2 separate regions of the Homo sapiens genome follow, and region 1 is linked to region 2. Evidence: chromatin contacts called from ENCODE Hi-C or POLR2A ChIA-PET data. All regions are on one chromosome and are shown on one strand. Each heading gives the region's core, a stretch centred on a gene start or an enhancer-like site at or near the end of the contact. The rest is flanking DNA. Distances are from core to core; before and after follow the strand shown.

Region 1 (6,391 bases), core at 2,291-4,790, 41 kb after region 2:
GCTCCATGACATGTGGTTGTTCTTTACACTCAACAACAAATTTCACCTTATGGATCTCAAAAGCTCTGCTCCGGGAGAGGACCAACATGTTCAAACAATAACAGCTAGAGAGTTAAAAATAAAGACAAGTGCTCTTTAATCTCAATTCAGTTTCCTAAGAAATCTGTACAGAGGGAGCAATAAACAGTGTTAAGGTTTTTTTTGTTTGTTTGGGCTTGTTTTCAGAGCCAGGTATCATGTTAGTTTATGTGCACTTAACATAGGCTTAATGATATATCTGTGCAGTGTACTTCTCTAGGCACTATGGAGATCAAAAATATGAAAAGCATAGCCCTGGCCAGACATGGTGGCTCACGCCTTGTAATCCCAGCATTTTGGGAGGCCAAAGTGGGTGGATTGCTTGAGCCCAGGAGTTCAAGACCAGCCTGGGCAACATGACAAAACCACATCTCTACAGAAAATACAAAAAACTAGCTGGGTGTGGTGGTGCACGCTTGTAGTCCCAGTTACATGGGAGACTGAGGTGGGAGAATCACCTGAGCCCAGGAAGTCGAGGCTGTAGTGAGCTGTGATTGTACCACTGCACTCCAGCCTGGGTGACAGAATGAGACCCTGTCTCAAAACAATTAAAAAGACAAGAAAAGAAAAGCCTATTCCTTGCCCTCAAAGAGTTACTGTATTAGTGAGGGAGAGATAGGTAGGTCTAAAAGTATTGATTGTACAAAGTAGAAGGTGTTAAGAGCCGAAAGCAAGACCTATTTACTAAACAGAAATGTATATCAAAAAGCTTGGATTTAGGCTGGGCACAGTGGCTCACACCTGTAATACCAGCACTTTGGGAGGCTGAAGTGGGAGGCTCCCTTGAGACCAAGAGTTTGAGACCAGTCTGAACAACACAGCAAGATCCCCATAGCTATTTAAAAAAAAAAAAAAAAAAAACACTTGAATTTGACTTGGACGTTAAGTAATCTAAGTAATACCCTGATATTTTAAATCCATTACTATAAATTCATACATATATACCCCCACTTTCATGCTTCCCTTCTAAAATGGCAGCCTCCTTAGACAAAATAACTTTTGACTACATGTTTTCTTTAAAAAATCCTTCACTATGTCTTTCAAGTACGCTGCCACATAGCAGTCCTCAATATATATTTGTGGAATTAATGAATACAATGTATTTGATGTAAGGTCTGCCACTAGAGAGTAGCAGCTCAAGAGAATTTGGTTCTTAGTGTCCCAGGCTCTTTTTGCTTACATCTGTGGTGTCTGTTGCTTTTGCTCTCATCCCACTTTTAAAAGCTGCTGATATGGTTTTAATGAAACTTGAAGTATTACCTCAAAAATTTTGCATTTTGAGCTTTATCATGAATTTTGTGATAAAAAGGTTTAGTCTTGGCCAGGCGTGGTGGCTCACACCTGTAATCCCAGCACTTTGGGAGGCCGAGGTGGGCGGATCATGAGGTCAGGAGATCGAGACCATCCTGCCCAACATGATGAAATCGCATCTCTACTAAAAATACAAAAATTAGCTGTGTGTGGTGGCACGTGCCTGTAATCTCAGCTACTCAGGAGGCTGAGGCACGAGAATCGCTTGAACCCAGGAGGCAGAGGTTGCAGTGAGCCGAGATCGCGCCACTGCACCCCAGCCTGCCAACAGAGCAAGACTCCATCTCAAAAAAAAAAAAAAAAGAAGAAAGAAAAGAAAGAAAAAAAAAAAGGTTTGCTCCTCTGGGCAAGAAAATGGCCCTTCTCCATGAACTTGAAATCATATAATGGATAGATAATGATATATTTCACCTACAAATGACAGGAGTCCTGGCCTCATTATTCTACCTTCAGCTAGAAAGTAGATTCCCACAGGCATAGGGTGCACGGTCTACCAGCTTTGCAAGGGTCTTTTAAATGTTTGAGATCTGATGAAAGATTTATTGACTCCAAAATATGAAAAGAAACCTGTAAAATCAAAGTAAAAAATGATTAATTAAATGCCTTTGAAGCATAAAGTTAGATTACCTACATGACTGCACATCAGCTTCTACAGTTATGCAAAAATTATATGTAATGTGGGCTATGGCTATCTTTTAATATATTTGAAAGGATATGAACTGTCAGGATACAATGGGAACTGTTCTTTGTCTCCCCAGCTGCCACTCTTTCCACCTTATTTCTCCAGCCCTAGTTTTTCTCTAACACGTCCCTCATTTTGTTCAGATGCTCACCCTTTCGCCCAAGCAGCCATGTGCCGAATTCTATAAATGAACCTTATTGGTGCAACGGTGATAGCACTTTCTCTACCATTAGTTGGTTCTGAAATTGGCATACAACTCAACTCTCACCAACAAGATATGAAAAGAATTCTGCTGGGGGAAGGCGTGTTCTGGAGAAAGTTTGTTTTGTCGTAAAAGAGAGGCAGTCCCTTATGACTGAAGTCTTTTCTGGCTGAACATGATGACTGGAACTACTCCAGACATATTGCTGAAGGCTAAGGAATACTGAGGATGGCAGACTGAAGAGATGGAAAGAACTTGGGTCTTTGATGACATGGTCAAGCTGTTGAATCAACCTACCCTGAAGCCCACCCTACCTCGGAACTTCATGAGATTAAAATGTCCTTTCTGTTTAATCCAGTTTCAGTTAGTGTGTCCTCACCGCTTTACAGGTCCCCTGCTGTCTTAAACAAGGAGCAAACATTCCCCTTCCTGCTTCTCTGTTATCATCTATTTCAGTCATCTTCAGCTCAGAGAAAAAGTTCTTTACTATCACTGGCTGTAAGTCACCCAGGGCAAGAATCACATTATACTGGTTCAGTGTCAGTGAGTGGTACTCATATGATTAGTGGATATCCTTTTTCATATTGCTGCAATATCTTCACTCATGACAATGGCTAGATTCAGCTATGTGGCCGGGCTCAGTCGTTGACATCACTGGACATAATCTGAGGACTATTGGGAAGTCCCATGGATAAAAATACCTCTACTAGATTTTCACCACTAAAGCCAAGTTAGTATAACACGCTAACCAAGACTTTAATTGCTCCTATCTAAATAATCATTTATGAGCCCACCTGGAATTTTGATCTATGGAACTGTGTGATATAATAAATGAGTGTTCTTATAAGCCACTAAGTTTGAAATAATTTGCTACATAGCATTAGAAAAGAAATAAAATATAGTATACATCATGTAAACATTTTAAAAATACACAAAACTGATATCATATATGTTAGGGAATCAGCAAACTGCACCCCCCGGGTATATCAAGCCCATGTCTTGTTTTTTACAGCTCATAAACTAAGATCAGTTTTCACATTTTTAAAGGTTTGTAAAAATTGAAAAAGAAGAATATAGGACAGAGACTGTATGTCATTCACAAAAACTAAAATATGTATTATTGTGCCTTTTACAGAAAAAGTTTGTTGACTCTGCTACATACTGTCTGCTATAGTTTCAGGATGCTGGCTGTGCTGGATGTCTTACACTTGTCCCCTCTGGGTCCATTTCCCAACTTCCTCCTTGCCCAGGCCTGTATGGACTATGTCAGCTGCCTTCTGGCTCCTGGTTGGGTGTGGCCAGTAGGGGCAGGGCCAGGAGACTAAAGGACAGAGGAGAATGAGACTGGGGTGTTGATTTGCCAGCTCCCTCCCTGCAGTGCAGCCTGAGGCAGGTTGTGTCCCTCAACCAAAGGACACAGATCCTGTGAAGACTGCCCACTCTGTGCCATTGTCTCCTCTGGAATCCAGTAACTCTTCTCTCCCTTCTCCCGTTTAGGCCTAGGGGTATTAGCACTCGGATACCCACTGCGATTTCCCTACATTCTGCCCACACCTGTGTAAATGGCATTTTTAATGAATACTCCTCCAAATTATTCACCTCAAGTGTGACATCTGCTCCCCACCAGGATCCTGACTGAAACACCCACAAAATTAATTATAGTGGTTACTTTGGGTGAGAGAGGAAAAAGAACAAGGGATGAGAAACAGAAAGCTTCAACTTGATCTTTAATGCTGGCTCTCTTTCATTTATGGAAGGACTAGAAACAAATATGACAAACTCTTAATAATGGCTGATTCTGGATGGCAAAAACAAAGATCTATCTGGTTTGTTCAGGCATATATATATATATATATATATATATATATATATATATTTACTCTCTCAAAATTAAAAGACTTTCTCAGCCACATTGATTACTGTTTAAGACTACCAGAATCATCTATCTATTAATAAATTAATAAATTCAAATCATAGAGTCTGCCTGACCAGCCCCAGTCTTGCCTGGTTGGCAGGTGAATCTCCTAACTAGTTGCTTTCTTATCACAACTTGTAACAGTCAAATTCCCACTGGCCTTTATGCTCATCACCACCCGAGGCATGAAGCCGCAAAAGCAACACAGCCCAACTGACTCGGTAGCCTGGCGGTCAGCACTTCTCCCAGATGCACTGTTCCATGGCTCCCCTTCTCCCCCGGACCTCCTTTAGTGGGCTCTCTGTGTTGTTTTCGGAATGAAGTAATAAACCGTCACTGCCAGTACTTATAAAATGTTCTGGCTTTATGGGACAGCATCTCCTGCTGCTTTGGGCACAAGTCCAGTTTAAGCAAAGAATCTGGAAGGAGAGCAAAAAGAGTTTTCTAACCATTGCACTAAGGATGGTAGAAAAGAAAAATTAGATTCATGGCAAAAAAAGAAAAAAAGCTCATCTTCAGGACAAATACCAAAAAATGGGACTACTAGCCTGGATCTGACTAAATGAAGTTATAAACATGAAATCCTTGGATTAATCATGAAAGTTTTACATGGGTTAGAAGACACTCCTCCAACACAAACAGCCACAAAAGGCTATGTCATCACTACACCCAAGATGATGAAATACCTGTTCATCACTTCATAGTCATCCTTTCCTTTATATAATCTACTCTGCTCATCTGAATTCTGACTTTTAGGGAAGTGCCTTTTGTGAGTTATGTATGCTCAGTGGTTTTACGTGTACTTCATTTTTTACCAGCTGTGACAAGATTCTTAATCTTCATACAAGAAAAGCCAAGCCCGTGCAAGAACAACCTGTCAGGGATACTTACAGCCTTGTAGTTAACTCTCTCCTGAGTGTGATTTAATCAGCAAGGTACTGCTGACAATGTGTAATAGAACATTGTAAAAGCTACAGGTTAATACCTCCGAGGGTGCCAAAGGAGATGCCATAAAGGATATGGCAGTGAAATGAAAAAATGATTATTATTTAGCATTTATTAATCCTAGGTGGTATGCTAAACTCTAAAGAACATAGCATAGACAGAAGCAGATTGCCTCTGAAGTTCTGTGCTTTCCTCAACAAAAATGGAAGAGACTCTTACAACATTATCTCTAAATGATAATATGAAGTAGAAACAGCTTGAATCCATGGACAATGGCAGAAAAATACCAAAATAAAAGCCAAAAGGATTTTTGATGTGTATGTCCTCCAACCACAATCTGCTTTCATACACAGCACAATCTTGTGTATCTACCAGGAGTCGACAAACTACAGCCTATGGGTTCACCACCTGTTTTTGTAAAGTTTCGTTGGAACACAGCCACATCCATTTGTCTACAAATTGTCTGTGGCTGCTTTTGTTCTACAACAAGAGTTGAGTACTTATGACAGAGACCATATGGCCAGCAAAGCCAAAAATATTACTACTTGGCCCTTTGCAGAAAAGGCTTACTGACCCCTGGTGTTGTTTGAATGGGAGAAAACATGATCTAGACTTATGATTGTCTTGATAGAGTTACTTATCAATGTATTAATTTACAAGTATTCATTCAAAATTAAAATTCAATCTAGCTTCATGAGGCATATATAAAACGCCTATGTTTTTGCATAGTAGAGGAATGCACATACCACAGTGAAAGTTAACACATCACTTTTCCAGAGCAAAAGCACTTCACCTTGATGGAACTGCAGGAGATTCCCACAGAACAAACTAGTTTCCTAGCTAGATCTTTATCTTTGAAAAGGCCAAAGATCTGGATAGTTGAATGGAAGGTAAGATTCTACTAGTTATCATTCTATATAGGATAATGGTCCATGGTTTAATTTCTAGAACCACTCTAAATTAGATTTTAAAACTATTTGGAGCATTAAGACATTTATTGGTTTTATGTTATAGTCCACAAACTCTTGAGAAAAAAAAAAAACCAGTTGCAATCCACTTCCTGATTCTGCGGTTACAGTACATTTCAGCCACATAGTCAACAGTGTGATAAAATCAAATGTCATTTGTTTATTCAGAGACTATAAATGGCTTTCTTGATATGAAAGTAAACATTGTTTGAAAACTTCTAGCCTGAAGGATTGCTTTTTAAGTCTTCTTTGAAGAAATCCTTTTAGCACTCTCCAACAAATGTGGACAT
Region 2 (6,222 bases), core at 948-3,447:
TAAAAATACAAAAAATTAGCCGGGCGTGGTAGCGGGCGCCTGTGGTCCCAGCTACTCGGGAGGCTGAGGCAGGAGAATGGCGTGAACCCGGGAGGCGGAGCTTGCAGTGAGCCGAGATCGCGCCACTGCACTCCAGCCTGGGCGACAGAGCGAGACTCCGTCTCAAAAAAAAAAAAAAAGAACTCGGCATCTGCCACAGAAGGCTGTACCACATCAAAGACTCTTCCTTGTGAGACCAACAGACTGCCCTGCCCAGCCCAGCCCAGCCCAGGACTCCTTTTATCTTCTTCACTCATCCTGGACGGTGGTTTACCACCTCTTTCTCCTATCTCTTTTTTCCTGTTGATGTTAAATGTTCTTTGTTTGTTGTGGAATGTTTAATCCATAACATTTATATATTAAGTATACTATTATGTATGGTTTGCAATATTGACTGACTTGTGGAGTGGCTTGAGCCTGTGTGCATGTGGCTCTGACTACTGGGTGAACAGGAAGTGCTAAGGAGAATTGCCTCCTTGGGAATTCTGTGTGGTTTGTGACTCTTTTTTTCTTTTTTTTTTCTTTTTTTTTTTTGAGATGAGTCTCACTCTGTCCCCCAGGCTGGAGTGCAGTGTTGCTATCTCGGCTCACAGCAAGCTGCGCCTCCTGGGTTCACACCATTCTCCTGCCTCAGCCTCCCAAGTAGCTGGGACTACAGGTGCCTGCCACCATGCCCAGCTAATTTTTTGTATTTTTAGTAGAGATGGGGTTTCACCGTGTTAGCCAGGATGGTCTCGATCTCCTGACCTTGTGATCTGCCCGTCTCGGCCTCCCAAGGTGCTGGGATTACAGGCGTGAGCCACCGCCCCCAGCCGGTTTGTGACTCTTGTGATTGAAATAGCATTAATAAAAGCCTGACCTTATGGAAAGACACAAACATGCATAAACCCAGTTATCTCTAACTTTGCAGCGGTCATGACACCATTGTCTTTCATGACTGACTTTTTTTTTTTTTAACCCAGGATCTTACTCTATCCCCCAGGCTGGAGTGCAGTGGTATGATCATATCTCACTGCAGCCTCGAACTCCTTGGCTCAAGTGATCCTCCCACCACAGCCTCCCAAGAAACCAGGACTACAGGCCTGCGCCACCACACCCAGAGACCTTGACATTTTTAAGCAGTACAGGCAACTGGGCACAATGGCTCATGCCTATGATTCCAGCATTTTGGGAAGCCTAGGAGGGAGGATTGCTTGAGCCCAGGAGTTCAAGACCAGCCTGGGCAACATGGTGAGACCCTGTCTCTGCAATAAAAGCATTTAAAAAGTTGCCGGGTGTGGTAGCACACATCTGTGGTCTCAGCAACTCAAGAGGCTGAGGCAGAAGGATAGCTTGAGCCTGGGAGGTTGAGGCTGCAGTGAGCCACAATCACTCCACTGCACTCCAGCCTGGCTGACAGAAAGAGACCCTATCTCTTAAATAAATAGTTCACTCCAATTATTTCTGTAGAATGCCTCCTAATTTGGATGTGTCTGAGGTTTCCTCATATTAGATTACACAGCCATTTCTCATGTAAGTAAATATATATGTAATGACATTCAAGACCTCGAGATATTTTGGTAATAGAAAGGGGGATCATATTTGTCATGGTCGCAGCAGGAAACAGATGGCCCACTCAAAGGATTTAACTGAAACTGTTCTAATGAAGAGACTCTTCACAGGTGTGGACAGAGTCAAAGAAGCAGCAAGAGATTGAGGAAACCCACACAGGATGGTAATACAACAGGGATCAGCACCAGCAGGAAGTTTTACCAGCCTTAAACTGAGAGAATAGTTACAGCTGGAGCTAAGGAAGAGGGGCCACCAGGCAGCAGCTGAAGCCACAGAGGAACATGAGTTGGGACAGGGTCAGGGTTATAAATACCCCAATTTCCTTATTACTCTCCAACCTTACACCAGTGCCTCCCATGAGTCAAAACAAACCAGAAGCAAGAGGAGAAGGAAGCCAAGATAATATAATCCACAGAAGTCAGCTCTCCAGGGCACATTACAGGACAGAAAGGATGGAGAACAGAACCTGAGCAGAGGGACAAATAGAGAACAACCAGCATGACAGCACATTCTAGTGACTGAGGATATGAAACAAGATGTCAACTTGGATTCATCTCATGGTACAGAATTTCCGCTAATGGGCAGGGCTGAAGACAGAGTCACTAAACACTCCATGTTTTTATGTGCACAAAGCAGCCAACACTGAGGCCACCCACCTCCCACAGCCCTTACAAGAGGAAACAAAAATGCAGAAGCAGTCCTACCACCCACCACCACATGACCCTCTTTTAGTCTATGTAAAAAGAGAACTAAGAGGGGAGGAGATCACCAGCCTTAGAATAGCAATTCACAGCAAGAGTCTATTCCCTCTGGTTCCCATGGAGGATTGGGAAAGGATTGCTTCCCTTTCCCCAAAACAAGGTAGGCAATCTCCACTGATGCTCCAAGAGAATCACTTGTAAAGATTTGGGGTGACCGCAAGAATAAAAGACTGGCATTGTATCCCTATATGATGTCTGCTTATCCAGATGACCTGATGATCTGCTCCATGCTACCTACATAGCAAAGAGCAGAGAGAGACGACAAGCAGGAATAGGGGAGGTGCCAGGTGGAAAGAAAGTCAGAATTGCCTCGAGTTCTTGATTTCTGAGAGACATGGAAGATGGGATCCCGCATGTCTGCCAGCTCTGGAGGTGGGTAGTTTCAGCAAGCGGTTGAGACTGAAAGAACCCTTCTTAGAACTACCATAGCTGGGTGTGGCAGAGGAAAAAGATGTGCCCCATCAAAGAATGAGACTGGATATCATCCTTGGCTGGAAGAGATGTCTAAATATGACAAAGGGATACCTATGCCCACCACCGCTGATGGAAACAAGCCTCTCTTAGATGGGGCATATTGATACTTTCACCATCCTCATTGAGCTCACAAAGGCTGGAATAGCAGATACAGTCACCAAGAAAAAGCTGTAAGCAAGCTCCCTTCCCCCACTCCCACATGGACCCAAGTAGCTAGAGCCACACATAGCTCTGCCCTCACTGAGGCTGGGGGGAGACCCTCTCCAAATTGCACTTACGACTGAAGTTTCAAAATAAATACAATGTGAAATACCAAAAATAATACCACTTTAATAGTAACTGAAAGTAACAGGAAAGCTATAGAAAAGGGCTAAGTTTCATTAAGGAACCTACTCACCACCCAACAAAAAAGGGAAACTTAAAATATCACATATGGGAGAAAGTCATTTTTAAGAAATGAAATCATTTCATATTTATGTTCCAATGAATTGTTCTCAATAATTTTCTTCATATTTTAAAAGTTAAATATATGCAAGTAAAAAGAATTGGAAGGCCACATATCAACTGTTAACAGTAATTTCATATACAAAGGGAAGAGATTATGGAAAGTAGCAAGGATTGAAGGTAAAGTTTTCCATCTTATTCTGTCTTCTTTGGCATTTGAAACTTATAAGCATGAATTGTGCATTGCTTATGGAATTATTCTAAGGATAAAACAAAGGGTTTTCTTGTACTTTATCAAGCATTGTGAGCTTCTCAATTATTAGTAATTTATTGTAAGAGTTGGAGGGAATGACACGTGCAAAGCCTTTATCATAAATCCTGGCACAAAAGATTCTCACCTAGTTCCCTTTCCCTGGTCCTCCCATTAATACCATCGTCATTAGTATCCTACACTAACTGTGATGGCCCAAATGTCATTTTATGCTTAAAAAATGAAAACTGTAAGAAATACTGTAAATGCAATTATGCCCTTAATTTTCATTCCCTTTTTAAGAATCCATATTAAAAATTTTCTTCAGAGATGAACTTAGCATTTTTTCAGTGTTTTTAGTATGCTTATACTTACTGAATTTTTCTTATATTCCTTTTGCAGCCTCAAGGTTTTCCTTTCTCCACTTGATTCTGATGTGTCTTTATCGGGATCAACCTCTCCTCTGGGAGGCACCTCTAACGTGCCCCCCAGAAAGGCACAAGTGAAAAACCTCTAGGCAAAAAAAATGTCAATGGCAAAATGTACCAGAAAACCTCAGCAAGTTCTCCCTATGTTCCCATCTCTCATGACCTCATCAGCTTTCACCTGTTCCCTTTCTGGCCCCACATCCAGGTTACACATCTCATACTTTCCCTGATGAGTTGCCAGGGCCACTAAGACAAATCCCAGCATTCCACTCTTTGCACATTATGCAAACATTTACAGAGGGCTTACTAAGCATCAAGGCTATGTTAGGAGTTGGAAGTTTATTCATAACCATGAATACAATATGTTGCCGCACACTCAAACCCCAACCTTCCCATTGCTTATGCAGTTGCAGGTTAGCCAAATCCTGTATTCCAAGCTTAGCATGAATATCATCCCTGGAATTCTAATTTTGTTATTGTTGTTGTTATTGAGGCAGTGTCTTGCTTCGTTGCCCAGGCTGGAGTGCAATGGCACCATCTCAGCTCACTGCAACCTCTGCCTCCCAGGTTCAAACGATTCTCATGACTCAGCCTCCCGAGTAGCTGGAATTACTGGTGCGTGCTACCATGCCTGGCTAATTTTTGTATTTTTAGTAGAGATAGGGTTTTGCTGTGTTGGCCAGGCTGGTCTCAAACTCCTGGCCTCAAGTAATCCACTTGCCTTGGCCTCCCAAAGTGCAGGGGTTACAGGCGTGAGCCACCGCGCCTGGCCCAATTCTTTCTAATTTTCAAAATTGGCTGCTCTGATGATGTTTGCTGTTGAGATTATACTTTATGTTGGTTGGCCAAAAAATTCTAAACTACAGTTTATTTCCTTTATTTTCTGCCTAGGATAACCTACCTCTCTGGGCCATAAAACTTTAACAAAGTCATCTTAATTTTATGAGCAGTGAAAGTTGTTAATCCTGACTTTTGAAAGATGTTTAACACAAAACCAAATTGGACATGAGTGTGGTAGTGGGCCTTGATCCAGTGGGAGACTGACACAACCTTGGGATGCTGTCCCAATTGCCACCAAATGCTGAATGAGTTTATGTCAACTTTACAAGAATTTATCTGGCATAAAGTTTCTTCTGGGATATAAACGGGACAAAAGGTTTACTTCCTATTAAGTATACCACATGTAATTCTATCTCCCTGTAAGGCTACAAAACAGTTTAGGGACTTTAGCTTGAGATAAATGATTTACTGTGATTGTCCCAGCACTCTGCTTATTTATGCTTTTCAGCAAAGTTAATATTATTGTAACAATTCAGATATGAGCACATCTTTAATTAATTCTTCTCTTATCGAAATGAATTTTGATAGAATTGTTTCTCTACATTTGGTTTCTTTTATTTGAGAAGAAAAGAAACACAGTTTCAAAGAAAACAGAATTTAAGGGCTACAAAAGAAGGGAAATGAATACACCTGTGGCATGTGAAACTCACCCCTGAATATAACTATTGGGATCAACTCAAATACTGTGTCTGTTGAAAGAATATCGTTAGAAGTATGCTTGGGAATGAAGAGTCCAGCTTTATTATTTCACAATTTTAGAGACTATGTTTTCTTGATTTTCTATAACAATAAACTGATAACCAAAATTGTAAGTAAGATATTCTGCTATCACATTGATTTACAACTAAAACCAAAAATCTTATATTTAGATAGAGTAGAGCCATGGCAAGTAATCTTGATTTGTTGTTTTAAAACCATTGCTCTTTTTGAATCTTTAAAATCTGTTCCATCCACTCCCCACTCAGCTTGAAGTTGACTTCTTATCCACCCTGTTACTCCCTCCATCTCAACTCACATTCCTTTTATGTATGAAATCATTCAATTCTTGCCCCCCAAGCAACTTCTCACCAAACTATTCTTTAACAGTATTTCAATCCAGCCAGAACAAAATTCCAAGAGAAGGAATGTGACTCCAAGCCAGAAGCTTATCTTTTTATAGAACAGAATAGAATCCACAGCTATTTGACTTGTACTGTATATAGCGCATAGCCAATGTCATGTGCACGAAAGCTTAATAAGACAATTTCATGATGAAATACCCTGGGCAAGAAAGCCACAAGAAAATTCCACAGAAAGCAGCAGGGCCAAATTCTGCAACAAATGTAATTTAGCCCACCAAATTGCAACATGTAATTGAAAGTAGCAGTGAACAACAACAACAACAAAAAAAAAAAAACAGCACAAAATTAATCCTTAAGCACTGTGCTCATGATAT

The links. Hi-C counts contacts between places; a loop is a spot of excess contacts on that map. ChIA-PET counts read pairs that join two places held with the same protein, here RNA polymerase II (POLR2A). Pooled maps may share reads with other maps.
Region 1: a loop to region 2 is called in a pooled map, with 2.0 times the contacts of the local background. The contact joins two enhancer-like sites. A Hi-C loop is called at or near these places in 2 of 168 maps with a recorded cell type or tissue (PC-3 and ovary) and 1 of 50 pooled maps. POLR2A ChIA-PET finds 5 or more read pairs at or near these places in 3 of 52 experiments (A549, Panc1 and endothelial cell of umbilical vein).

Annotation. Positions count from the first base shown.
Region 1 is chr3:23,109,116-23,115,506 of GRCh38, forward strand. No RefSeq gene overlaps it. Among named protein-coding and RNA genes, the nearest start is that of UBE2E2-DT, 91 kb to the right of the region's middle. Within about 2 kb of position 3,541, at least 2 of the 41 ENCODE cell types and tissues checked have a DNase peak (open chromatin) inside an H3K27ac peak, as active enhancers do.
Region 2 is chr3:23,069,719-23,075,940 of GRCh38, forward strand. No RefSeq gene overlaps it. Among named protein-coding and RNA genes, the nearest start is that of UBE2E2-DT, 130 kb to the right of the region's middle. RefSeq lists a silencer at 108-247 and enhancers at 1,563-1,612, 1,623-1,692. Within about 2 kb of position 2,198, at least 2 of the 41 ENCODE cell types and tissues checked have a DNase peak (open chromatin) inside an H3K27ac peak, as active enhancers do.